5 separate regions of the Mus musculus genome follow, and all the other regions are linked to region 1. A link is a loop called in an ENCODE intact Hi-C map of the cell type or tissue named here. Cell type or tissue: left cerebral cortex. All regions are shown on one strand.

Region 1 (5,000 bases):
CTCTCCCTCCCTCCCTCCCTCCCCCTCCCCCCTCTCTCTCTCTCTCTCCATTTCTCTGTCTGTACTACCCTCTCAATTCCCCTCCCCATTCCCTGAATAAATGCTATTCTATACTAAAATAAATAAATAAACAACAAGTTTAGCATTAGATCCATATCCTGATAGCATGACTAGATGCTTCAAGCTCCTACCTCTATTCCTACTCCACTATGTTGAGCTACAGTTTTACCCAGAACTACAAACCAAAATGAACTCATCTTTAATTGGCTTTTTTTCAAGATAGTTTGTTGCAGCAATTGGAAAATTAATTAATATACTTATGCTGTCCAGAGTAACCCATAGCTGGAGCCATGCAGCTGTGTTACAGAGCATTACCAGGCCTTCACTGCAGAGAACCCTCTGGGCTCATTCTGGCCATAATAGTTCAGTTTTCTCTAACAAAATATAAAAGTTTCTGAATCAAGACTGGAATCTTGAACCAAAACCATCTAGCTACACTCATAAAAGAAGACCCAAGAACAATGTCCGTTTCTCCCTGCAGGAGTAAGTGTAAAATGACAATTTAGAAGGATTTAACATGGGACAAGTTTGGGGTTTTGCATTTAATGATCATGAACTTGGCAATAAGGCTGGCTCCGGATGCTAGTCCACTTTCTACCAGTTCCTAAAGTGTCCCTAACATTAAGCTAGTTGAGCAGTATATGCCTTGACTTTCCAATCTGTAAAGTAGAAAGAACACTACCAATTTCTCAATGTTATTCTAAATTAAATAATCCATGTAACATTGGACACTTGGCAGATAGCAACAAGTTCTTAATATATGTCAGCTGCTGTTAGTGTAATAGCTTAACATGCCTGATTTCAATTCTATATGACAGGCACATTTCCAGGAATGTCTATGCATCAATAGTCTCCAGACATCGAGGAAGTCTGCACAAAGTTGTAAGAATAAATTAATATTTTCCACAGAGGCTGTTAACCTGAAGTCATAGTGTGATTTAGAACAGGTTTTCTGGAGGATTTCTAAATAGAGAGATACTTTAAGTCTTGGTCAATGGAAGGAAATTTAAGAAAGTTAAGCAAGTTAGACTTGACTCCAAAACTCCAGGATATCATCTGAGCAGTGGAGACAAAGGGATGAACAAAAAGACACAGAAGTTTTGCTTTTCTTTTCTTCCCATGGTGAATACTGCATCTGATGCCTAATACCAAGAAGGAATTGTGTTACTCACATCTATCTATATTTCTTTATCTATTACTGCTCAGGTAAACTATGTTTAGCCATCTTGGTCTCCTTACATACATCCCCATCCTTGGGACCTTAGCAAACAACTGGAAAACATGCTGTCCAATATAACACAGATCTGAAATCATAAAGCAAGACTTTGCTATTTAAATATTGGTTTTCTTGAATACTGCTATTTTGCGATCTACTTTGAAAAAGTGGGTCTTCATGAAAGCTGGGAGCTCAAATAACTGGCATATTTTCACACATGACCAAATTAAGAATCAACTTGGAAATGGTCAATCTAAAGGGAGAGTTCCATCTCTAGTTCTGAAGATAGCATGGCTGACATTGAGAGGAAACAGGTTTTCTCAAAATACACTTCCCCTTTCTAAAAGGAATCAGGAACAATGTTATAGGACAGTATTCCTCACTCTTCTCAAGTAAGAAGCATTCTGTAATAGAAAAGGATAGGAATTGGATTGGGAAGTATTTCCACTTGAACACTGGGAAGGATCGAAGAGACCATTATCCATAGCTGGATACAATGTGAAGTGCTTAAGGGAATAATGTCTTTACGGTTTCAAATGTAGTCTTAATTTTATGTGTGTCTGTGTGTAGTGTGCATGTGTGTGATATGTGCACAGAATTGCAGTGCCTGAGAAGGCCAGATAAAATCTGAAGTTACAGGCTGTGTGAGTCCCTTGACAAGAATGCTGGGAACCAAACTCAAGTCCTGTACAGGAGCAGTACCTTGCTCCTAACTGCTGAGCCATCTCTCTGGCCTGAATAAGTATTTTCAAGTAAATAAATAAAGATATCATACATGAAAAGTTTTAATATTAGTAGGAAGCTGGCTGCTATTTTGAACTTAAAGGTGATTTTCTAGAAAGAAAAATTTGAGCATTAAGGCTAGAGATGGAATTCTGTGTAAAACAAGCAAGTCTCTTACACAGGTGGACAGTAGGTGGCGATACAAGTTAAGGAGTAAGTCTTAGCCTAGCCTTAATGAAATCAGACTTCCGAGACAGAGCCTTAGGTGCTCTGCTATTTTGTGGACCCTCCAATGTTCAGTGCAAAAGAAGGGTATTCGGATTTTAGTTGGATCCTGAATTGCAGCAGAGAAGGTGTTAACTCCCACACACTGCAGGAGCCAACCACAAACCTTCCCCAGTTTGAGTCTACTTAATATTCCCTGCCTAACTCTGATGTGGAAACCTTTCCTTCCCACCAATGTAAACCACACATACCTCAATATGTACCCTACATAAAAGGCACTAATTGTGCAGTGGAATGAAACCAAAAATAGAAAGTTGTGAAAAAATTCAAGATAGAGCCCAGAAGACATAGATGATTTAATTTGCCCACCATTTTCCCTTCCCAGGAGCTCTAAATTGCAGCATTCAGTTGCAGCAAAGTTATTATTATTATTAAGCAGCCTATCTGCAAACTGTCCACAGTAGTAGAACATGGTTGTTAAAGTGCACATTGTCAGTCCCAGCACAATGCACTAACTCAGACATATTGAAAATGAAGGCAAAGAAACAAAATATATGTTTCAAGTATTAAAGTGGCACTGGGAAGTAGAATGGAGTTAATTCTTGTGTTCAAGGAAATTAAATGGAATTAAGGGAGTGGTGTCCTCAGGGCAAGATGCCACACAACTAAGCTTATTGTTTATGCATTTGCAGTTGTACCATAGAGAGTTATATCATGTTTGCCATTATTATCACCTGGTTATTGTCTTCATTGAGACATAAAGAGATATGACTGTGTGTCAAAATGAGAAGGGATCGATTGCAATAGCTATTCTCACTTGTCAACTTGACTATATCTGGAATAATGGCAATCCAGAACAGGTATAGATCCTGTTAAAAGGAATTAAAGAAAATCTTAGGTTCCAACATGGTGGCACATGCCTTTAATTCCAGGAGACAGAGGTAAGCAGACCTCTGAGTTCAAGGCGAGCCTGTTATAGAGCAAGTTTCCAGTAAAGAAGAGCTTGGGTTCAGGCATGGTGATATAGGTCTTTAATGCCAGCACTCAGGAGACAGAGCATGCAGATCTTGGATTTCAAGGTCAGCCTAGTCTACAGAGCAAGCTCCAAGAGAGCCAAGTTTAGGCAATGAAGGGAATAACAATAATAATAACAATAACAATAATAATAATAATAATACTCATGAGATTTAATAGAATGAAGAGGCTATGTTCCAGCTCCAGCAAGCAGCAGAACTTGGCAGCTATGGCCATGTGGTTCTGGCTTTAGAATCAAAAATAGAAGGGGTTACTGGGACAATTAATGCTGGTTAGCTGGAGCTAAGAAATTATCCGTGATTAAGAAGAGATCAGCATCATTGAGGTTAAATCTTCTCAGAAGTGTTTTCTGAGAGCAAAATGAAGCTGTGTTCTAGAGATAGGCTTCATGCTAGCAGCGGGTAATCTTTAAGAATTACCCAGGTGGTTCTTCTTTAGAAGGCATGAGGGGGTCATCAAGAGCAGCTGAGACTTGGCACTGTAAGAGGACACTGGTGAAGGTCCAGCCTCAGTTGCAGTTGGTGGCCAAGGAATGAAGGGGCCATGCAAAGAATTTGAGGCTTGGCACCATGAAGAGAGCCTATGAGAGGCTATTGATGAAGGCTAGTTGAAGTGAAAGACTCCAGAAAATTGGTGATGCCAGTACTGTGGAATGATCACCAAGAACAGCAATAGTAGTGAAGTTAGAGCCTAGAGTTCTACAGAGGGTGAGCTGGAGAAGTCATCCAAGCTCTTTAGAGGAGCTCAGAAGATCATGTATGGATCAGACAATGGAACAAGATTCTATGAAGTTAAAGTTCCCTTGGAAATCCCAAAAATGTTACAGATGTCAGAGTTGTGGGATACATCCTAAGAAAAGCCAGTAACAAGGAGTGGAACAAGGCCAAGAGAAAGAATTGTGTTGTAGTCAACAAAGCTGAAAGGAGTTGGTCATCAGACATGGAGATGGAGTTTTGAGCTTGCCCAGCTGGATTTTGGTTTTTCTTTGGTCCAATATTTCCTTACTATGACATTTTGGAATGTGATATATATCCTGTGATGTTAATACTATGTGATCTGCTTTTTTATTTTGATTTTATAGGGGATCATATTTTAAAAATTACAAGAATCTCAGAAAAGATTTTGAATTTAGGACTTTAAAAATATTTTAAGACTTGTGATAGACTATGGGGACTTCTGAAGTTGAATTAAAAACATTTTGCATTATGTTATAGTTAAGTCTATGGGGGCCTGAGAGTGAAATTTGGTGGTTTGAATAGGTTTGGACTCAATGGATTCATGTGTTTCAATGCTTGGCCATAGGGAGTGGCACTGTAAGGAGGTGTGGACTTATTGGAGTATGGATGGCCCTGGAAGAAATGTGTCACTTCTTTAAGGTCTCATATAATCTCTAGCTATATCCAGTGCAGAAGTGAGTCTCCTCCTGGCTGCCTTCTGATCAAGTTGTAGAACTCTCAGCTCCTCTAGATCCAAGTCTGCCTGCATGCTGCCCTGCTTTCCACCATGATGATAATGGACTAAACCTCTGAAACTGTAAGCCATCCCCAATTAAATGTTTGCCTTTAAAAGAGTCACCCTGGTCATTATGTCTCTGCACAGCAACAAGACCCTAAGACAGGCAGGTACAGTTTTGGGTGAAATAGACCCATTTTGAAAGAAAGCTTAAAAGGATTCAGTGTATCATATGTGTCAGAGCAAGGTAGAAGCTTGTCAAATTCTATGGAGCGTTCCTACAGCACTT
Region 2 (5,000 bases), 390 kb after region 1:
TGACTGCTGCCTGCACAAGATCAAGCTAATCAATATTTCAATAACAAGAAGTGAGGGGCTCATGAGCTCCCTCCTACCCAAGCTGAGAAGGTATCAACAATCAATGGCTTCTGGGAGATAGGAAGTCATTTTCTTTAAAGGTGTGGTCCCTAGAAGGCTGGCCATGATTCGGTGGATGGTCCCCTCTGGTAAGTATATGGATAGCACAAACTGGACTAGGTGGGTTACAAAAAATTTCAAAAGATAATAGGAAGTTAGGATAAATGAAGGTGGGTGTGAGAGAAGTTAGAGAAAAGAGTGAACATGAATATTATCAAAATACCTTGCATATGTGTATAACATTCTTAAAGGAGCACTAGCATATGTTATATTTAAAAAGCAAACAGCTGGAGAGATGACTCAGAAACTAAGAGTGCATTCAGCTCTTGCGGAGTACTGGATGGAGCTCAGCTCCCAGCATAAACCTGGGGTGCCTCGCTGCTTTTAAGGATGCCTCCGGCCTCCGTGGGTACCTGTGCTAACATGCACATACCCACATGTGCACACATAAATTAAAAATAATAATTAAATCTTGGCTGGGGAGATGGCACATCACTGAACAACATTTGTCTGCTTTTCCAGAATACTTAGGTTTCAATCCCAGCTCCCATATGGCACCTCATGTCTGTCTGTAACTAGTTTTAGAGACTCCAGTATGGCCTCTTCTGCTCTCTACAGGTGCCAATCACACAAGCAGTGAATGAACATATATGCAGGCAAACTATGCATTTACATAAAAAACCAATAGATATTCAAAAATTAAATGATGCATGTAAACCAACTCTTTGTTGCATTTATGTGTGTAGCTGTATGTGTTCCTGTAAGACTCACATGTATGTTTGTTGTCCATGTGCAAGTGGAGACAGGGGTCAACCTTGGATGTCACTCCTTAGAGCAGTAGTCTACCTTACCCTTTGAGGCAAAGTTTTTCAAAGTCATCCGGACTTTATTAATTTGACTAGATTGACTAGCCAGTAAGTTCTAGGGGTCTTCTTGTCTCCATTTCCTCAATAATGAAATTATATGCACATATCACCATACCAGGCTTTCTTACGAGGCTTTCTTACGTGGGTCCTAGTAATGTGACTCAGGACCCCACATTTGCATGGCAAGCACTTTAGCGATTAAGTCATGTCCCCAGCCCTGTGGGAAGACAGGATTGATGATTGCAGAGAATTGTAGGAGGTTTTATCACTTGGGTTTTAAGAAATGAGATGATTACTTGCACTATACACCATAGAAATATTTTGTGAAAGTCCAAGAAGATGATAAAGAGCAATATAAATAAAATTAAGCACACATAGGAGATCAGGGAGAGGCACAAAGTGAAGTGTTTCCCCATAATTCACACAAGGAATCAGAAATAATAAGAGAGTTCAGAGGCATCAAGGAAAAGAAAGAAAGAAAGAAAGAAAGAAAGAAAGAAAGAAAGAAAGAAAGAAAGAGAGAGAGAGAGAGAGAGAAAGAGAGGGAGGGAGGGAGAGAGGGAGGGAGGGAGGGAAAGAAAGAAAGAAAGAAAGAAAGAAAGAAAGAAAGAAAGAAAGAAAGAGAGAGAGAGAGAGAGAGAGAGAGAGGGAGGGAGGGAGGGAGGGAGGGAGGAAGGAAGGAAGGAAGGAAGGAAGGAAGAAAGGAAGGAAGGAAGAGAGTGATCGTTTCTCCTTCTTCCCATGCCTTGATTGAAAAAGGGGCAATGACCAATAACTCCCTACTAATACAATGGGAATTAAAAGGTTTTATGCTTTGAGTTGGATATGTAGCTACGCAGAAACTGAGAAGTAGCCTCAACCCCTTCATCTTACCTCAGCAGAAATCTTCCAAGAGGTGAAAATCCATTGGCTGTTTTCACCATGGACTAGAATCACTTTCATCTTTATACCTCATGGGGAAGCAGAGTGCCATAGGGATGGAGACAGAATAAGGAGGCAGTGGCTTTAGAATAGGCAAGACACCACGGAATGCTACCTGTCAAAATACCCACATTTATTTGGGGAATCCCCAGGAGCAAAGCCAACAGACCGTGGAACTAGTGTAGTGTGCCACCTTCTGGTAGGATTACATATTACACAATTTCTTGATTCATGACTGCTCACTAGCTCTGGGCTTGGAAATAAAAAGAAACCTTTCAAAGCCAATGTTGTGTTTTCATAACATCTCCAAGACCAAGGCTAGACCAAGAATGACCATGATGAAATGTGTCTTTAACAGTTCCCATGTCCTTATTCCAAATTGGAACCCTCATTCAAGCTCCCATTTGACTATACAAGCCCAATGTTCTCAGTCAATATATCAATAGCCATGGGTAGCTGCTCACCTCCTCTAGCCATACTCTACTGCCAAAGGTTAAGAGGACAGGTAATGCATACATTGCCCTTACATGTGCATTTAAGTAGGTTCTGGACAATTACTGCAATCCAGGCACTATGCTAGATCTGATCTCATCTTCCAGGATCTTATCATCCATTGAGGAAAGCAGTGATGTACTTAGGTAATCACAAGTCCCTTCTTGGGGTAAAATGTTCATAGTAAAGGAAGTCTAGGTAGGAAAAACTACCACTTATGGTTAAATTAGTCAGAAATGGCAGTGTTTGATCTCTGAGTTGAAAGATAAAATTTTAACAAAAAGAATCAGAGAAAAATACATCTGGAAAAGTTAAAACAATGCACAAAAGGCAAAAAAAAAAGTAGACAATTAAAGACCTTTTAATAGAATACCTGTACCAAAGCATACCAGGGGAGAATCGTGACAGCTACCACCTACCCAAACTCCTTTTAAAATGTGATCTTCATCACCTTCAGTTATTGCTGCTATGAAGCCCATTTTCTTGATGGAGAAAGTGAGTCTTTCAGAGGTAAGGATTTAGTTTATTGTGATTCCATGTTTTGTAAGGAGAATACACAACCTAGGGATTCTATCCCCTATAGCCTGGATGGTAGCAAGTACAATAAACAAAAGAAAATGGTTGCAGCCATTTCATGGAGGGCAAAGAATCCTTTCAAAAGCAGAGCAGGAATGAGTTTTCAAGGTGGTCTTCTTCACTGTCTATCCATCCAGACATGGTGACTCTTCGCTGGTTATTATCTTTCTTCTTAGAGACATACTCTAAGCTATCCAGCCATATATTCACAAGCTTGAAATCCATAGTAAAGTTATCTCTTCTTTCCCCCAGTGCATTTATCTGTTTGTTTGATTTTTCTGCTCACTGCATTATATGTTATTAGGCCTTAGGGTGCCTCCGTGAATTAAAGCGATACAGTCAAAATGTATGATTAAAAGGCTGAGAGGCAATAATAGCAACATAATCATACAGAGCATTCATATCCCACTTTAACATCTGTTGTCTCACTTACTCACAGAAAAATCAGCAGCACTCCGAGCCGGGAATGACAGAATGTTAGCAACTCAATTTTACCAGTGGGAACATTGAAACAGAGAGGTTGGCTAGTTTGCCTGGGGCCACAGAGCAAGTGATTGGAACTGTCACTAAATCTCCTAGCTTCCAGCCCAGACTTGTTTCCACAGAACTGTGGTCTCTCTACTCAGGAAAGATAGGTTTAGGAGATGAGAGGGCCCAGGTTTCTTACCTCAGGGAGTTTTGGGTACGGCACCATGGACAGAGAACTCAAGGCTTTTTGAGGGGGAAGCGGTTTGGTTTAGGTGAGTATGTTTGGACATGCACCACTATATCCAACTCAGCATCATCCTTCCATGACACACAATGCTACTCTCCAATTTAAAGCTCTCAAGCTAAATTCTCTGATGCTGACTAAAGGGTATGCTCAGAAAACTGTATACAGGCCATGACATAAAAATCACCTCGAAATAAGGCCAAGACTAGAAGAGGAAAGCCGCATTTAGGTCGAAGCAAACACAAACACTAATGGAAGCAGCTGCTACGTCTTCACCAGGTAGTCTGGGGCAAGTTAGCCATAGTGACATTTACCCTGCACTACCCCTAATAAGCCAGCTACAGTTAGCCAAGATTCTCTCTTTTCACATTCCAACATATTATAAGGACCACCTCCCTTATAAGCTATTAAATCTAAAAATAATGCTATTTGTCTGTGGAGCTGTGGCTTTGTGTCAGGTCCTGGGCTTGTTCTCCAAGTGTTATGTCAATTATTTCATCCTTTTGGTGACTAGTACAAGATCTATCTAACATGTGCAGGCTATGTGAAAGACAATTTGGAGAAATAACCGTGTGCTATTTCAAAAAAAAAAAAAAAAAAAAAAGACAGTGAGTCTGGAGTCTCCCAGCTATGTGATCTTGATTCTTAGTTAACCCCTAAGGGTTTAACAGTCTCTGCACCAGTAAAACTGGGGAGCTATGCTTTTTTGTGACATTGTCAAGAAGACTACAGAAAAAGCAGCCAATACCCAGAGAACAATGTGAGCACCTAGTGGGTGCTCAAATGAACACTATTTTCCAATCCTCTCTTAACATTCACATGTGACTTTGACCTTACTTAAGCCTATTTCCCCAGGCCCCACACCCCAACTCATTAACCCGATATGAAGATAAAAGTAAAGTTCCATAGAAGAAGGAATAGGTCAAGTGAGAATTTATTTATAAATCTGGAGAGAGCAGAATTCATAGTGAGGTTTTGTTTGTTTCCGTGATAGTGCATCTCATAATGACTGTATCAGAAAGTGTAGGAGGAAGAGGTTGACAAGAGTGACTAGTAAATGTACATAGAGATGCTCAGCTCCATACACTGTCAAGCCTCCTGTGGTGGTCACTAGCCACCAATGAGTAAGGAGAACTAAAATGAGGTTATGAGCCAACAAGTATCGTGTATCCCTGTCTCCCATTCACACCATTTGCAAAGCAGCTCCACACATATGATCCTGCACCAATCGGCAAGGGCCTAAGCATAAGCAGCAGGCTTTGGGACCAGAACCACAGACACAGTGTGATGGCTATCCTTCACGATCAACTGGATTAGAAGCACCGTCCTCTGAG
Region 3 (5,000 bases), 250 kb after region 1:
GGCCCCCAACACATATGCAGCAGAGGACTGTCGGGTCTAAGGTTCAGTCAGAGAAGATGCACCTAGCCCTCAAGAGACTGGAGGCCCCAGGGAGTTTAGAGGTCTGGTGGGTTGTTTGGTGGGTAATGGGAACATCCTTGTAGAGACAAGGGGCAGGGAGGAGGTATGGAATGTGGTACAGTTGGAGTGAGGATCAAGAGGGGAATAAAATCTGGATTGTAAATAAATAAATAGATAAATAAAAGATTTTTAAAAAAAGAATCTGTTTTTAAAGTATAAAGTATTTTCTGCTTATCAAAAGGTAAGTAATTTGCATGAAAAAAACCCACAGATGCTGGCCACCATAAGATTGCCATCAAGATGCCCCATATTTTACTACAATGCTGCATGGAGTCAAAAACAATAACTCTGGGTATTGGTTAAAAATTCCAGAGAATGAGATTTCAGATGGATATTTTAACCTGTGAACCCAACAAAGGCTGTTCATGGATTTTTCTATTTTCATAAATATTATTACAACACTGTGTTTGAAGTGTCTCCATGTGACTATCATTAAAATAAAATTCATCAAAGAAACTACAGTCAGATTTGGTTTGGCGATTAACACAACTTACGTAGCTCTTGTACATATGGGCACACATGTCAGGACATCAGCTAGAGATGATGGATACTGAACAAGGACAATAAAGTCAGCACAGAGGGGATGACAATGTCTGGAATGATATTTGCAGAATCACAACGCAAGACACAGTGACTGAGTGGAGGTAAAAAGGTAAACGGAGAGAGAAAGGAGATGTCTAGGAAGCTAGAAGTCAAGGTCACTTGATGAAAAAAATGAAGCTCTCCTGTTTTTGCCACTGATATCTAGCATCCCGAGAAACCTCAGCATGACGTGTGGAGCAGAGAAAGGATGTGGGGTTAGATTTGTGGCAATGTCTAATAGGAATCTTGAAAACAGTCTAGAGTCCGTGGAGATAACCTAGGCTGGCAATGTAAATATGCTGCTCATACGTATTAAGATCATACTTGAGATTGTCCAGAAGAGGATGCCAGATGGTGGAGAGCAAAAACTGAACCCCTTTCCTGTCAGTCAAATCACATCCCAGCAAGTAACTCAGAGTCACTTCCAGATGTCTCTAGCTTACAAAGACCTCTCAAACCTAAACATCAATCTATGGGGAAGGGGGGTAATCTGTTGAAAATCGTTCTGGTTATATAGGTCAGCAAGACTGGGCAAAATATTCACATGGAGATGGGCGGCATCAGAGGTCAGAACGGGGCCTGGCTAGGGATAAAAATGAAGAGGAATCAGTGATGGTCACAAAGCCTGGGAATCAGGAAATGTGCAGATGCAGAGCATGGATTCGGGTTCTGGAGAATATCTATGCAATGCTCACTCCTAGGCGAAGTGCCATTGGAAGGCCCCAGATTATTAGAGCTATATGCTGAGAAGTAAGATGACATTTCTATTACAAAGCAAGAAAGGTAATTCAAGCTCCTCATTTTCAGGTGAGGAAATGTAGTGTGCTATAAAAGAAAATCATTTAAGCCCTCAGTAGCTTTGCCAGGAGAAGACACATCCCTAATGTCCATAGACAGAAAGTTTCCATGTTTTCAAAGAAGAATCCTTTTCCAAAGTGATGAAATGTCATATTTCCATTTTCCTTTCCACTGGTTAAACTGTTGAAGGGGTAAGTAAGAAAAGAGACATCCTATTGGGTAAGTTGGAGTTTTTATCATGAAGAGTAGGGTGCTGATATATTAAATTGACTCTTGTCCCTACTTCCTGGACTTTAAGACTTTCAATGCTACAGGGCATGCTATCTAGCTCCTCATCTTTATCATCTATTATTGTCTGCTGGAAAGGCAGAATTCAGAATAAAGGAACCCTACTAAGCTACCCACTTCAACCCAAGGTCAATCACACACATGAGATCTCCAGGTAGTCAGCTCTTTGCTTCTGCACCCATCCAGAATTATAACCTTGGAGTGCTCTAGCCCTGCCTTCCAATTTGCCTGAGGAAAGTTTATATTGTTCCACTGCAACGTTCTACAAAGACCCTGTGCCCCAGAGATGGCGAGTTCCCCAATCTGCCTTGCTCCTCTGCAAACCTCAGCCAATTACCAAGATGTCGGCTCCGTCTGTTACAACAGCATATAACCCTCTCTGAATTCAACGCCAAATGTTAAAAAGCCTCATCCATATTAACCAGCTCCCCTTGGGAAGTGTTAATTGGAAAACCACATAATGATATCTGTTTGCTAAAGACAACATTTAGTTGATGCAGAAGTGACATGGCAAACGTGTGACTGTGAATGCAGGTCTCAGGTGCCTGAGATACCCCTAGACATGGACATCTGATGTCAGAAGGAGGAGGTGCCTCCCAACCCTAACGATGGGGTCGGTGGGAACAAAACAGGACATTGTGGTATGTTATAAAACAAACCCCTCTTCATCCTAGAATACCATTCAGGAAGAGCTGTCCTGAAAGGAGTCTTTAGATCAGTACTTAAGAGCCTTTGATGGGGCTGGGTGTGTATTGCGGGGGGTGGGGGGTAGGGGTTGGAGGGGAGTTGGGGGGGGCTTAGGGGAGAGGTGGGGGGTTGGGGGGAGAGGTAGGGTTGGGGAGGTGTAGAGGGCACTGGACTCACTGCACAACCTACTTCATTCCAACCACTAGAGGGCAACAGAGTCCCATCCCTTGAGTGAGCTCCTCAGGCAGGTTCCATCACCTGAAAGAAGAAAATTAGGAACAAAAACTCTGCCATGTTCCTAAAATTGAAGGCTATGGTAATTACCCATGAAAATGAGGAATTCCAAATCTGCTGCTCCAAAAGGTTGTACAGGCTCTTGTGCAGGTTTAGCTTGTCAACGTATCTATTCAAGGTGGTCCACAGCTGTAAGCCAGTGTGTCCTTTTGAGTTCGGTGACTTTAATGGTAAGCTGTGAAATTTTCCCCCATTTGCAATTCTACTGAACCAGGCAACCTAAAGATGTGACAAATATTTTTCTCCATATGGCAAAGGACATCAATCATAGCTGCTATTGATAGTCCTTTGGGTGTAAACTCAGGGTCTCTGTTGGAAGTAGGGAGGACCCCAGACCCAAAGCCACCTTTTGCATCACTTTTTTTTTTTTTTGAGGCAGGGTTTCTCTGTGTAGCCCTGGCTGACCTGGCACTCACTCTGTAGACCAGGATGGCCTCAAACTCAGAAATCTGCCTGCCTCTGCCTCCCAAGTGCTGAGATTAAAGGCGTGCGCCACCACACCCGGCTTGCATCACTTTAAAAGGAGTCAGATAATGGAAAACTTCATTATATACTAGGTAAGATATTGGTGATGAAAAAAAGTTTCTTTGAGGAAAACTGACAGACAAGATACTATCTGCAATCCCCAGTCCTAATTAGAAAGGCTTTTTGTAACATCCAACACCCCATCATATAGACAAAGAAAGCAGGCTTGAAGAATTGGGGTGTAATGGCTTGTCCAAAGTCCATCAGCAAAAGGAGATCTAGGCCTGAGATTGCCTGGAATCATGGTGTATTTATTCCTGCACCCATGGAACTTCCATGGGACTCTTCTTTGTGACATGACAAGGGAGAATAGAGGTAGAAACTAGGATAAAACAAAACAAAACAAAACAAAACTTCAGAGAATAGTTGTGTCAATACATATTCAGTCAGATTCAGATGCCTGAGAATAAATAGCACATATCTTTGGATCATGAGAACAATGTAACTGTAGAGACTCGGGTGAAGACATGTAGTTGTTATATGACTTCTAAGGCTAACAATGATGCAAAGATATGGGAAGGTCACCAGACCTTACAGGATGAACCATGTACCTTGTTCACTTTAATAATTCCCAGACATATCACAGGCTTAGTCTCTTATGAGTGGCCTCTTGGGTCTAATTTAGAACCTCATACTTAGCCCTAGGAGTTTGGAAGAGGAATTTTTCAGTTCTTCTACTCATGTCCTGTATGACGATAGAAGAAATTTTAGAAAATATTTCTCCTTAGAAGAAAGAGTTTGTTTCTTTGAATTGTAGACATAAATTTTCTTCTATTAAGGGAATTTCCATGAACAGCTTGAAAATTTATCTTCAAACTTCTGAAGTCAGACTGCTATGTTAGCCAACACTCACACACACACAAACAGGCTGACCCTGTGTAACAAGGCATCCCAGAGAGCCTCACAAAGCCACTGTGCTCAGCAAGGTCGTAGCCTGGAGTGATTGTTGAGGTTTTACCCTTGGTGCCTCTTAGAAACTTTGTGGTGAGGAACAAACAAGAGAAGATGTGAAGGGAGAAGAGGGATGGAAAGGGAAGAAGCCAGAAAAATGAAGAGAAAAGAGAGGAAAGGAGTGGGATAATGTCCTAGAGTCATAGTTTTCAACTTCCCTAATGCTATGACACTTTAGTACAGTTTCTCCATGTTGTGGTGTCCCCATCCACTGAATTATTTTCTTTACTACTTCATGACTACAGTTTTGCTACTGTTATCAATTGTAATGTAAATATCTGTATTTTCAGATGGTCTTAGGCAACCCCTGTGAAAGGGACATTCAACCCCCAAAAGAATTGTAATGAGAATATCTTCATTTTCTGAGGGTCTTAGGTGACCCCTGTGAAAGAGTCATTCAACCTCAAAAGCAGTCACATCCCACAGGTTGAGAACCAGAGCTCTACAGTTTCACTGCTTGTTGATCCAGAATCTAATGTGTAGCCCATTTTGCACTTCACAATGTTCAACACTAGCAGAATTCAGGGCAGCTCCCTTCTTGTGATTTGTTCTTCTGTCATCATTTATCACTTGAACTATTTTCCCACAAATGTCATTCATTAATTACTCTGTTTATACTTTGCCCTCAGAGCCTTGGCAAAGGCGGAAGGAGGGGAACAACTTTAGTTATGAACTTTTATAAAACCTCTAAAGGTGACGACAGTTCAAAACTGTGAGCAAAGGGCATCCATGAACTTAAATAATGAGCCATGAAT
Region 4 (5,000 bases), 57 kb after region 1:
GAACAGATGTTAATAAAATTTATTCTGGGGGAACCTTCCACAGTACAAAGTTGAGTAAAGCAGGTTGAAGAGTGGAGAATGGATTCTGAGTTACAGTATGACCCTGAAATATGAATATGAAAATATCCAAACAGCATTTGGGTATTAATGGTTAACTCAATACAGTTGTATGTTAATGCATGCATGCATATATTTTAATTTTAGGTGCCTACAGAAAGACCTATTTCTTTCATATACAATACATCCATGCTGGATGTAGAATGGAGTCCTGGGGGGGGACCCCTATATGCCAAGAGGCCCCTGATGCATCCCCAGTTCTACAGGAAAGTCACATTTCCCTGACCTCTCTTTTGCATAATCCTGAAGAATGTTCAAAAATCAAATAAGAAAATATGTTGGAAGAGTTTTGCAAATTGTGAAGTGTCCTGTAAGATGAAAAGGTCAATTTTTGTGATTTCTTGTCTTCTTCCTCATTAAGAAGTCTGTTTTGATTAAATGGAGAAATCAGGTGGATATTCTGCCTTCTTCTGTGGTCAAATCCTTTATACAATGGTTCTACTTTCACAATAATGACAGAGGGTGAACTCTCTAACCCTAGAGTTACATCATTTACTCTTATCTTTGATGGTAAATATGATTTATATCAGCTATGAGCATAGTATATTCAATGGACCAATCTCATGTAATTTTATCAGGAAAACAATACAGCACAAAAGTCCTCCAATTGCTTCCTCTAAATTGCGTTGAATTTTGGAGTTGGGAGGAAACTTAAAATTTACCTGCATTCAGGCTGGGGAGATAGCTCAGTTAGTCATGTGCTGGTCATGCCAGCATGAGGGCCAAAGCCCAAACATCAGCATCCATGATGCATCCATCCATCTCTTATATATGAGAGAGAGAGAGAGAGAAAGAGAGAGAGAGAGAGATTGCCTATGCATACAAGCATAACCAAGGCATGGTAACATGCCCGTGTAATCCTAACACCGAGGAAGCAGGGATAGGTGCATCCTGGGGCTCACTATCCAGCCAGTCTGGCCTATTTGTTAAATTCCAAGCCAATGAGAAGTTCTGGTCAAAAAGCAAGGTTAGGGACTAGATAGTTCAGGGTTTGAGGCTTCATGTTGTTCCTGCAAAAGACCTGAGTTTGGTTTCCAATAGCCAAGTCTGGTTGTGGCTCACAGCTACCTAGGATGCTAACTCCAGAGTATCAAGCTCCTATAGACATACACATGTAAACAAGAATGAAATAAATCTTAATAACAAGCTGCAAAGCATCTGAGCAATGTCATTCAAGATTGTTCTCCAGCCTCTACACAAAACTACACATACACACACACACACACACACACACACACACACTTGGGCACATGTGCATCTACACATACACTCATTTTCACACATGTGGATCTACACTTGAATACACACACACACATACACACTCATGCACTCACACACACTACCTGTATTCAAATCTTTTATTTCACCTCTGAGGAAGTCTATGGTAAACCGCAATATTGTGAATTTTTTCTTTTCACAATGGAGGTATTGTACACTTGGCTTCTCCCATTTTCTATTACCTTTACAATGACGGTAGAGATCATACTCAACAGCCTTGGAGATGCAACTTCCAAAATGATATTATTTAAGATTTGCATAAAATCAATTATATTCCACAACAGATGGATTCAGTGGGTCTACACAAAATACACCTAAAGATTGGGTCATACACACATACTTACTATGCTATACACATATGCTATTTTCAATCTCTAACAGTTAGCTATAAAATAGAAACACAAAAGTTTTTTGACCAGACCAGACATCATAGACAACCCACACAGCACACAAAATACATTATCTACCATTTAGTGAATGTAGCTGGAAGCAAAACAGAATTACTGTGGGGAACCTTCACAACTCTCTATTTATGAACAGCAGAATTGAGAGTCACCAGGTTAATAAACTGTCCCTCAAATGGAAAGCTTTGCAACGCAGAATGTTGTTAGAATGAATATTACTTTCTACGTTACATTGCGGGGACTTGATACATCGGCCCCCTTGGCCAACACTCAACATAATATTCCTGTCTTCGCAAACCATCACCTACAGCATTAATCTTCAATTAATCGAGTAAATTTGGTATGTCACTGTTTGAACTTGTTTACCCAGTACATAGTTCTAAAGTTCCAAACTCTGCTTTAGAGGCTCTGGATCCAGAAATGAATAAGTCTCTGACCTTATGAGGCTTCAATTTTAGCAGTTGTTGCATTGGGGAATTGCTTACTAAAAGAAACTTAGCTGTCCTAATGACATAAATAAAAGGGATACTATCATATACCATTCAGGAAGGGGCTAGGGAAAAGTGAGCGGGAGGTTAATTGTCTGCATGTACAGGGAATGGCTTACTTCTAGAGTCACATCGCAAGCCTTCAGTACCATTTTATAGGAACTTTACTTAGAACTGTGTAAAACAACAGCTAATCTCGTGAAGAGAAGAGCCATGGGCCATATGAATTCCTGCGTCCTAAGAATGGAGGAGTGTGTCATAAGGATGGCCATCACAGGCTAAGGTAATGGGATTGTAGGGCAGATATTAAGCAAAGCCTGATGTTGCACTTATCTTGCCAAACACAATGACAGCAAAGTTGTAACCGTTTGGCAGGTGACTAGGATGCATTATGCACAGGCTGCTGCTGCTACAGAAACAGTGGAGAACACAGTGAAAATTAAGCCATAAACATCTCTTCTTGTCAGGGCTCTATTTCCCTGGAAACAGAGAGTTGTTTTATAAGGCTGGCCAAGTGTACTGTAAATTATATTACCAGCCCACTGCTGATGGGTTTATATGTCTGCAGGGAAGGAGATATCTGGCTCAGCTACCATGTTCAGCTGGCCAAAATTGCACGTGGACACACCAGTCACAACGAGATTGCTAAAATTTAGAAATGAGTGGTCTAACAGGAGCACTGGAGTGGGAGGGAAATGCACAGGGTCCGTGACACTAATTTGTCTCTGAAGTCTTCCTCTCAGAGCTGTCTTTATGACTCAGCGACCCTGTTCAGCAGCCCTTGAGGCAACAATTAATTACATTGTGTCCCCCTGACAACCCAGGGCGTGTCTGATGAATGGGCGGACAGTTTTCAGGGAAAAGTCCCCTCACCTTATGGTACCGCCTCTGTAGTGTTTCTGGTTTCTTGTTTATGTTTCTAAGTAGCAGAAAGTGTCTCTATCTATTTTCAGTTGGTTTTGGCTTCTCATTTTAGTTTTTTTAAACTTTCCTCGTATGCTTGGACTCCGGTCAAGTTTTGAAGACAAATCAAACATGTCACTTTTCCAGGCAAGTTCCTTCAAAGGCTCTATGGTTCCTACAACTTAGTGCTGGACTGACCAAGTTCATGAATACATCTCCAGCTAAACACCTATGTCAGCTGTTAATCCTTCCCTCTGAATCTACTATGGGTGCTCAGATCCGAGTCCTGTTTCCTGTGACATTGTCCAGGTTTCTCCATTTGTATAGGGCTTGCTCTACCTCTCTGGTAGGAATAAATAATATTCCCTAACCCTACTGTCTCCTAACATTATGAGACCATCCCGCTTTTGCACTCTTGGTCTCAGTCACGAGGCTCTGTCTTCTGACGAGACTTCTGAGATCCTCTCATAATTGTTCTGTCTACTTTCATCCTTCTTGCCCAACAGTCTATTCATTCCCATGGCAGCAAAAAACACTACTCTCCCCTGCTGTAGTTTTCCATGCCTTTCTAATGCACTCAAAATAAGTACATACTTCTTTGCTGGCTCACAAAAATCCTACATGAATTATTTCCTTTCTATAGAATGGTCACATCCATCACATTTGTCCCAGGCAATCCAGTCCTCATCCTACATTCTCAGATAATGGTTACTAATAGTACCTTTACATGAAAGTGCCCATTTAGACTTAAAGCCACCCAGTTACTATACTTGATAGTTCCTCTTTGGTCATTCTTCCATCATCCCATACATCCCATAATGCTGGCCTTTTAGTTTATCAAACACACACATACCAATCTGTTCTTACATTTAGGCAATAAGCAAACCTATTCTTCACAGTGGAATTGCCCCCTCCAAGAGCTCGCTCTCAATCAGACTTTGACCCAATACCTTCACTATTATCTCAAAAGGTCTTCCCCCATGACTTATATAGAAGCCCTTCTCCTTGGTAATGTTCTATTTGTGTTCATTTGACTTTCATGGTGAGGCTTAAATTATATATATATATATATATATATATATATATATATATATATATATATATTTAAATTACATTGGTTCTGCCTATGTTGCACTGATTTTTTATTCCTCTGCAGTCTCCTCCAGTTCATAAGTTTCTCAGTCTTTCCTTGCCCTTTACTCCTTTTTCAAAAGGAGATTTATTTTATCACAAGTCCTCAGGTTTGGTGTGCCAAGTGTTTTCTCAGGATTGGAGCGAGGTTATGGGTTTTGCCAGGAATACCATGAGCATTGCCCCTTCATGTGCACTGTATTGGTGAGCTCAGGATCTTGGTGCACTCTATTCCTAGTGAGGATTTCTTTATCATTTTGGAAAACTGGTGTCTCCTATGTCTCCTCAGCCTTAATCTTCTATCTTTCCTCTGTAGCTGACAAGTCACTTGGAGAAGTTAGATGGTGCTTATGACAATCTGATTTCTCTTCAACCTTTTTACACACAAATTTCAGCATTCATCATTGGATCTCAACTAGAGCATGTGCTACTAAGGCGCTGGCCCATCAGAAATGCATTTTCCTCTTTCCCAGTTAACATTCATCAATGGAACTCTAGTGTGTTCTTACCCATTTTTAAACTTCTCCTGACAGTACTCAGGTTTCTGATATACAATGTACCTCTCTAAGTATGGACTATAGTTATAAAACTCATGCTCTGCCTGGGTGTCTGAGATGGATAAGGCTCGACATACTAGCTTTCAAGTGGTTGAGCTAATTAACTTTCTGAGCCTCAGTTG
Region 5 (5,000 bases), 980 kb after region 1:
TGTGAGCTCATACAAAAATGAATGTATGTACCTGGTATACAACAGCACCCCTATATCTCTTCTGAATCTCCACAGAAATTCCAGCCTCATGTTCCACGGAGAACACTAAGTCCCTATAACATATAGCACTCATGAAAACACATTGCATCCATCCCTAGCAACTATTAACAACAAAATAAAGTCAATTCTATATCCCTGCACCCCTGGTAGGGGAGTTCAATGACAAAAGACAGACATAAACATGTTTCAGAGGTCACAAACCAAGCAAGGGCTTCCCTTAAGAAAGGCTGGTGTTTCTAGACTCAACTGTAGCCAGTGACGTCATTCTCTTTAACTTCTCCTAAAATTTTAGGGGTGAAGGAGCCTCTGTCCATGGTTTCCATTTTGCTTGCTCTGTTTTCTTTTCCTTTATTTCAGTATAGCCTCACTCACATATCGCAGGCTGGCCTCAAACTCATGATCCCAGCATCTCGAGAACTACGATATGGATGTCCATACCGTGTCTACGTGCTTGGATCATCTGTAAACATGTTACATCCTGACTCGCTTGTGTCCGTGGAGAGACATGCCTATGCAGGAGTGTGTCTGCAATTAAAGACGGCAGTGCCAGTGTAGCTGACAAAGATGGCAGTGCCAGTGTAGCTGATAATCATTATGATCACTTCCTGGGCGCCACTAACCCTGAACTCTGCTTACTTTACTTGCCCACTTATAAAAAATAACCACATCTGCTGGACATGAGGGCGCATGCCTTTAATCCCAGCACTTGGGAAGGGGAGGAAGGCAGATCTCTGTGAGTACAAGGCCAGCCTGGACTACAGAGTGAGTTCCAGCACAGCCAGGGCTACACGGAGAAACCCTGTCTTGAGAAATAAAAAACAAACAACAAGGTAACCACATCTCTGCATCACTGAGACAACCAGGCTCAGCGTATCCTGCCTTTCTTTCTCCCTTATCTCTAGGTCAGTCTCTTCAGCGTCCCCTGCTCAGTCTCCTCTCCAGTTCATCCATGCCCTCAGACTCACATCCTGAAAAGAACATTGCAGGCCTTTCAGAACGTGGCCTCAGCTCCTAAACACTACAGTCTAGTCAACAAAGCTCAGCCACCTCCCAGCTTCTGCCTCCCCTACCACTACACCTTGGCTGAGCCCACATCACCCCCAGTGTGCCCTTCCTCCCATCTGTAACTTTGCTAATCCCGCTCATCTTTGAAGAACCTGGGTCACATGCCACACGCTTCAGAAAGTCTCCATTTGCTTGAATGAGATCCCTCTCTCTCCTGCAAACCCGTTGGACCCTCGTGTAACCGGGCATTACCTTGATCAACCTATCTCACACGATGGGGTCTGGAGTGAGGTCAAACCATAATTGGCCACATCAGGGTCTAAAACCTGCTCCTGTTCCCACATATGCCAGCTGTTTCTACAAGCAAGAAAAAGAAGGAAGAGGAAGATCAGGTGCTGAGCCTCCAAATCACAGGCTGTTATAACTGGAGGAGGCTCACACTTCTTCATAGGACTCATGCATGAGACCAAAGACTGAGAGCGGGTGGGGTGGGGGCAGAATGCTTGTTTAATGATCAGGAAGCAAAGAGAGATGAGGCTAACAAATCCCATCAAGGGTCCCTGTGATGGTCAGTCTTGGCAATCAATGTAATAATGGTTATCAGAACTGCCACAGAAATTAACCTGCTCCCAGTGTCTATAAATAATTCTCTATATTGGGTTAGTTGAGGTAAGCAGACACACCTTAAAAGCGTGTGGCAGGCTAGGGTCCCATACTGAATAAAAGGAGACAGAGCTAATCAGTGGTGTTCATTGTCCTCTACCTCCTGGTGACAGGTGCATTGTGACAGCCTCGGACATGCCGCCACACTTTACCTTCACAACGAGAACCAAATAAACGCCTCCTTTCCTAAGTTACTTCTTCTCACATATTTACCACATCAACAAGAAGAGTAACTATTACAGTTCTAGGTGGCCTAACTCCTCCCAGTAGGTCCTTTCTACTACAGGTGGATGGCCTGACTCCAAAGCTAGGGCCTTTTAAAACACAGATCTTTAGAGGACAGTTACTCAAACTTCAGCAACAGTCAACTGACTCATGACTCGGGCCTGTACCTGCCCCAATTGTGGTGGATATCAGTCTGGTCTCCTTGGACCATGCCCAAGAATAAAAAGAGCCTGAATCTCATCCTTCAGGGTACCCCTTGTGAGGAAAGGGCCAGGGCTCCAACACATATCCCTGACTTGTAAACTCAGGTGCCACCTGCTGACCAAACGAGATACTGCATTTGGACCTGTGGCCCTAAGAGTAGTCAGGAGAACAGCTGAGATACTCAACTCAGTCCAGACCAAGGTCACTTCTGAGACAGGAGAAAATGTCCCTGTCACTTTAAGCCCCACCAGCTCTTGGGCCTTCTCCTATTATTTTCTGCTGCCTTTCACTTAGCTTAGTGGCCCCCAGAACTCTTCTGAGCCAGTCCCTATGCACAGATGAAGACCTTCAGTGACCTTTTTCTCTGTACCGTGGTACCACCTGATGTCCAGGGGTAGGACCTCACCTGGAACCAAGTGTTATCAGGGGGCAAAGAACACAGCAATGATGTTGTCTCTGTCTTATATCCCATCCCTATAGTGGGGACACCCTCTCAGGCCAGCCTCAACAACCTGGAACAGGAAAAGGTTTGAATACACAAAAGACTCTCAGGGACTCTGTGGATGGGAAGGGTCCTAAAGAAACATATGAACCAAGCCTTCGGGACCAAAGCAGTATGCTAAGCTACAGCTCCTGCCTACGCCTGCCTGTAGTTTTTGAACTCAGGATGACCTTAAAGCCTGGCCAAGGACAAGAGAGCTAAGGAAACGGTGAATGCTGAATGTTCAGCTTCTTCTAGCTACATCCTGGGACCGGGGATGGAGCCCGCTGCTGCAGGGGTCCTACAGCCAGAGAGAGCAGGAATTTGTACAGTTCATCAACACTGTCCTTAAAGAGAGAGTTCTTCCCAAGCAGTTCATGGGAGGGGCTGGAAGAGGAGGGGGTGCAGAGTGAGTGACTTCCTCCGCCCTCACAGCCCCATACTCACCTACCCAGCCTCCCACACAGCCCCTTTCCCCTCCCCTCCGCCCACAGATGACAGAGCATGTCCCTAGAGGACAAACACCACTTTCATGGGGGGGGGGGAGACTCTGATTGGGTACCTATGGAGCCTGTGGTAAGAAACCAGAGGCTTCTAAGCTCCCCAGGAGTGAGGGACAGCCCATGTTCTAGTTTCATCTAGAACCCAGATGAGAGCATCACTATCTCGGGAGGACGACAGACAAACAGAGGCAGTGGTCACACAGCCATTAGGCTTAGTCCTACAAAGCTGGAGGAGACTGGAGAAGACACCACGAATCTTTAGGAGACATCTTCCAACCCCAAACACCCTGCAGCCAGCTGGGGGGCCCACCATGACTGAAGACACTCTGACTTTTCACCTCCCTCTGCCCTGGCCTGGTCTAGAAGAAGGCAGTGAACTGCTCTTGCCCCACTCCTTACTCCGAAGCTTCTAAGAGTTAATCTTCTCCCCCCCCACCCCCCACCCTCACATCTTCCCCTGCTGAGTTGCCACATGCCAGTAATGATGTGCTCAGCACTGTTATTACAGTGACTTATTTCGTTTTAGCTTGGGAAGGGGGATGAATCTCACACTGCTGGAAGCCAGAGGCCAACAGTCTCAGCAAGAAGCAAAGGCATGCTGGCTAGCACCAAGGCCAGCCCCGTGGTTCCTCTATCCGAGTCCTGCTCCCCCTGGCCTCCAGCCCTAAGTCAATCTGCCTCTCACTCCTTCTCCCTCTGGATGAAATGTTCCTCAGAGCAAGGCAGCTGGAGGCATCTGTGACTGCCCAGGGCCCCACATGGTCAGATCACGAGCCTCTCTGCAGGCCAAGTCATTGCCGGTACACAAGATCTCTTTAGCTGGCTGCTGGCTGCTTACTACCAGCTCCACAAGTCAGTTAAAAAACAAAAACAAAAAACAAAAACAACCCAAAACCTGGGAAAGGTCATTTTACCTATTAAACACTGATTCCTAGTATACACCTTACTATTCAGGTGCTGCAGGTCCAGCGGAAATGGACTGTCATGGTCTTCATCCCTAAAGGTTTTCTGATTTGCAATAGAATGGCCTGATGCCAATCAAGCGACAATGCAACCCTTGGAGGGGGCTGAGTTGTGTGGGCCTGATTCAGTCTAGGGTGGTCAAGGACTTCCCAGGGCGGCTACAGAGGATATGGGATAACAGCACCAAGCTCTCTGCCTGGCATCTGCTAGATGGATGGACAGATGGACAACTGGCCTAGCATCATCACCTGGCAGACAGGGACTATAGTAAAAAAGCAAGCCAGGCAGAACAGACACCAAGACCACAGGCTGTGACGGCTAGGAGTGCACAGTGAGAGCGGATGGGCAGAGCCTATAATCTTCCTGCCATGTACGGTGGACACTGTGGTCTTCCTCATTTTACAGAAAAGGAGAGGTGACAAGCGCTAGGTCCAAGTCTGTGCCTCCAGAGCCCTAACTCAGGTTACCAGGACACTCAATCCCCGCCCACCCCCCATGCTGCAGCAGTCATGAAACAGGTGGGTGGTAGAGACCAGGTGGGATGTGCAGTTGTGCCTCAAAAGACTTATTAAGGGTTTTATTTTATTCTTTGTGTGTGTGTGTGTGTGTGTGTGTGTGTGTGTGTGTGTGTGCTGTCCTGGAACTCACTAGGTAGACCAGGCTGGCCTCAAAACTCACAAAGATCCATCTGCCTCCATTTCCTAAGAGCTGGGATTAAAGGCCTTGACACCATGCCCAGCAGGAGTCGCCAGAGGCAGTCAACAAAAGAATACAGCACCTTGCACCTTGGGTGGCAGCTAAGAGTAAACTTCCCATTTCTGGGAGATCAAGCAGGCTCCATGAGGGTCTACCAGAGCCTTCCAGAGAAGCCAGTGCAGCGCACTGGATGGTGTGCT

The links. A loop is a pair of places that touch in the nucleus more often than their neighbours do. Peaks named below come from ENCODE experiments on the same cell type or tissue, not always from the same donor. Only the 100,000 strongest peaks of a DNase experiment are listed, where the experiment ranks them.
Region 2: it touches region 1 in a loop (4-fold over the local background); 8 of 42 quality-filtered maps call a loop at or near these places.
Region 3: a loop joins it to region 1, with 2.6 times the contacts of the local background. A loop is called at or near these places in 4 of 42 quality-filtered maps.
Region 4: it touches region 1 in a loop (6-fold over the local background); 7 of 42 quality-filtered maps call a loop at or near these places.
Region 5: a loop joins it to region 1, with 3 times the contacts of the local background. A loop is called at or near these places in 5 of 42 quality-filtered maps.

What each region holds. Positions count from the first base shown.
Region 1 is chr12:89,380,676-89,385,675 of GRCm38, reverse strand. All of the region lies in intron 9 of Nrxn3 (neurexin III), which reads right to left. Among named protein-coding and RNA genes, the nearest start is that of Gm40537, 410 kb to the right of the region's middle. In left cerebral cortex, a CTCF peak has its summit at 2,179 (motif pointing right); a DNase peak (open chromatin) is centred at 2,198; H3K27ac peaks cover 221 bases.
Region 2 is chr12:88,989,398-88,994,397 of GRCm38, reverse strand. All of the region lies in intron 3 of Nrxn3 (neurexin III), which reads right to left. Among named protein-coding and RNA genes, the nearest start is that of Gm40537, 19 kb to the right of the region's middle. In left cerebral cortex, a CTCF peak has its summit at 2,087 (motif pointing left); DNase peaks (open chromatin) are centred at 466, 2,050 and 3,426; H3K27ac peaks cover 1,360 bases.
Region 3 is chr12:89,132,259-89,137,258 of GRCm38, reverse strand. All of the region lies in intron 3 of Nrxn3 (neurexin III), which reads right to left. Among named protein-coding and RNA genes, the nearest start is that of Gm40537, 160 kb to the right of the region's middle. In left cerebral cortex, a CTCF peak has its summit at 2,694 (motif pointing right); a DNase peak (open chromatin) is centred at 2,712.
Region 4 is chr12:89,324,133-89,329,132 of GRCm38, reverse strand. The region is part of intron 7 of Nrxn3 (neurexin III); the gene reads right to left. Among named protein-coding and RNA genes, the nearest start is that of Gm40537, 350 kb to the right of the region's middle. In left cerebral cortex, no CTCF peak of the experiment used is centred here; a DNase peak (open chromatin) is centred at 3,087.
Region 5 is chr12:88,402,578-88,407,577 of GRCm38, reverse strand. All of the region lies in intron 4 of Adck1 (aarF domain containing kinase 1), which reads right to left. Among named protein-coding and RNA genes, the nearest start is that of 3200001D21Rik, 28 kb to the right of the region's middle. In left cerebral cortex, a CTCF peak has its summit at 2,276 (motif pointing left); DNase peaks (open chromatin) are centred at 2,275 and 3,836.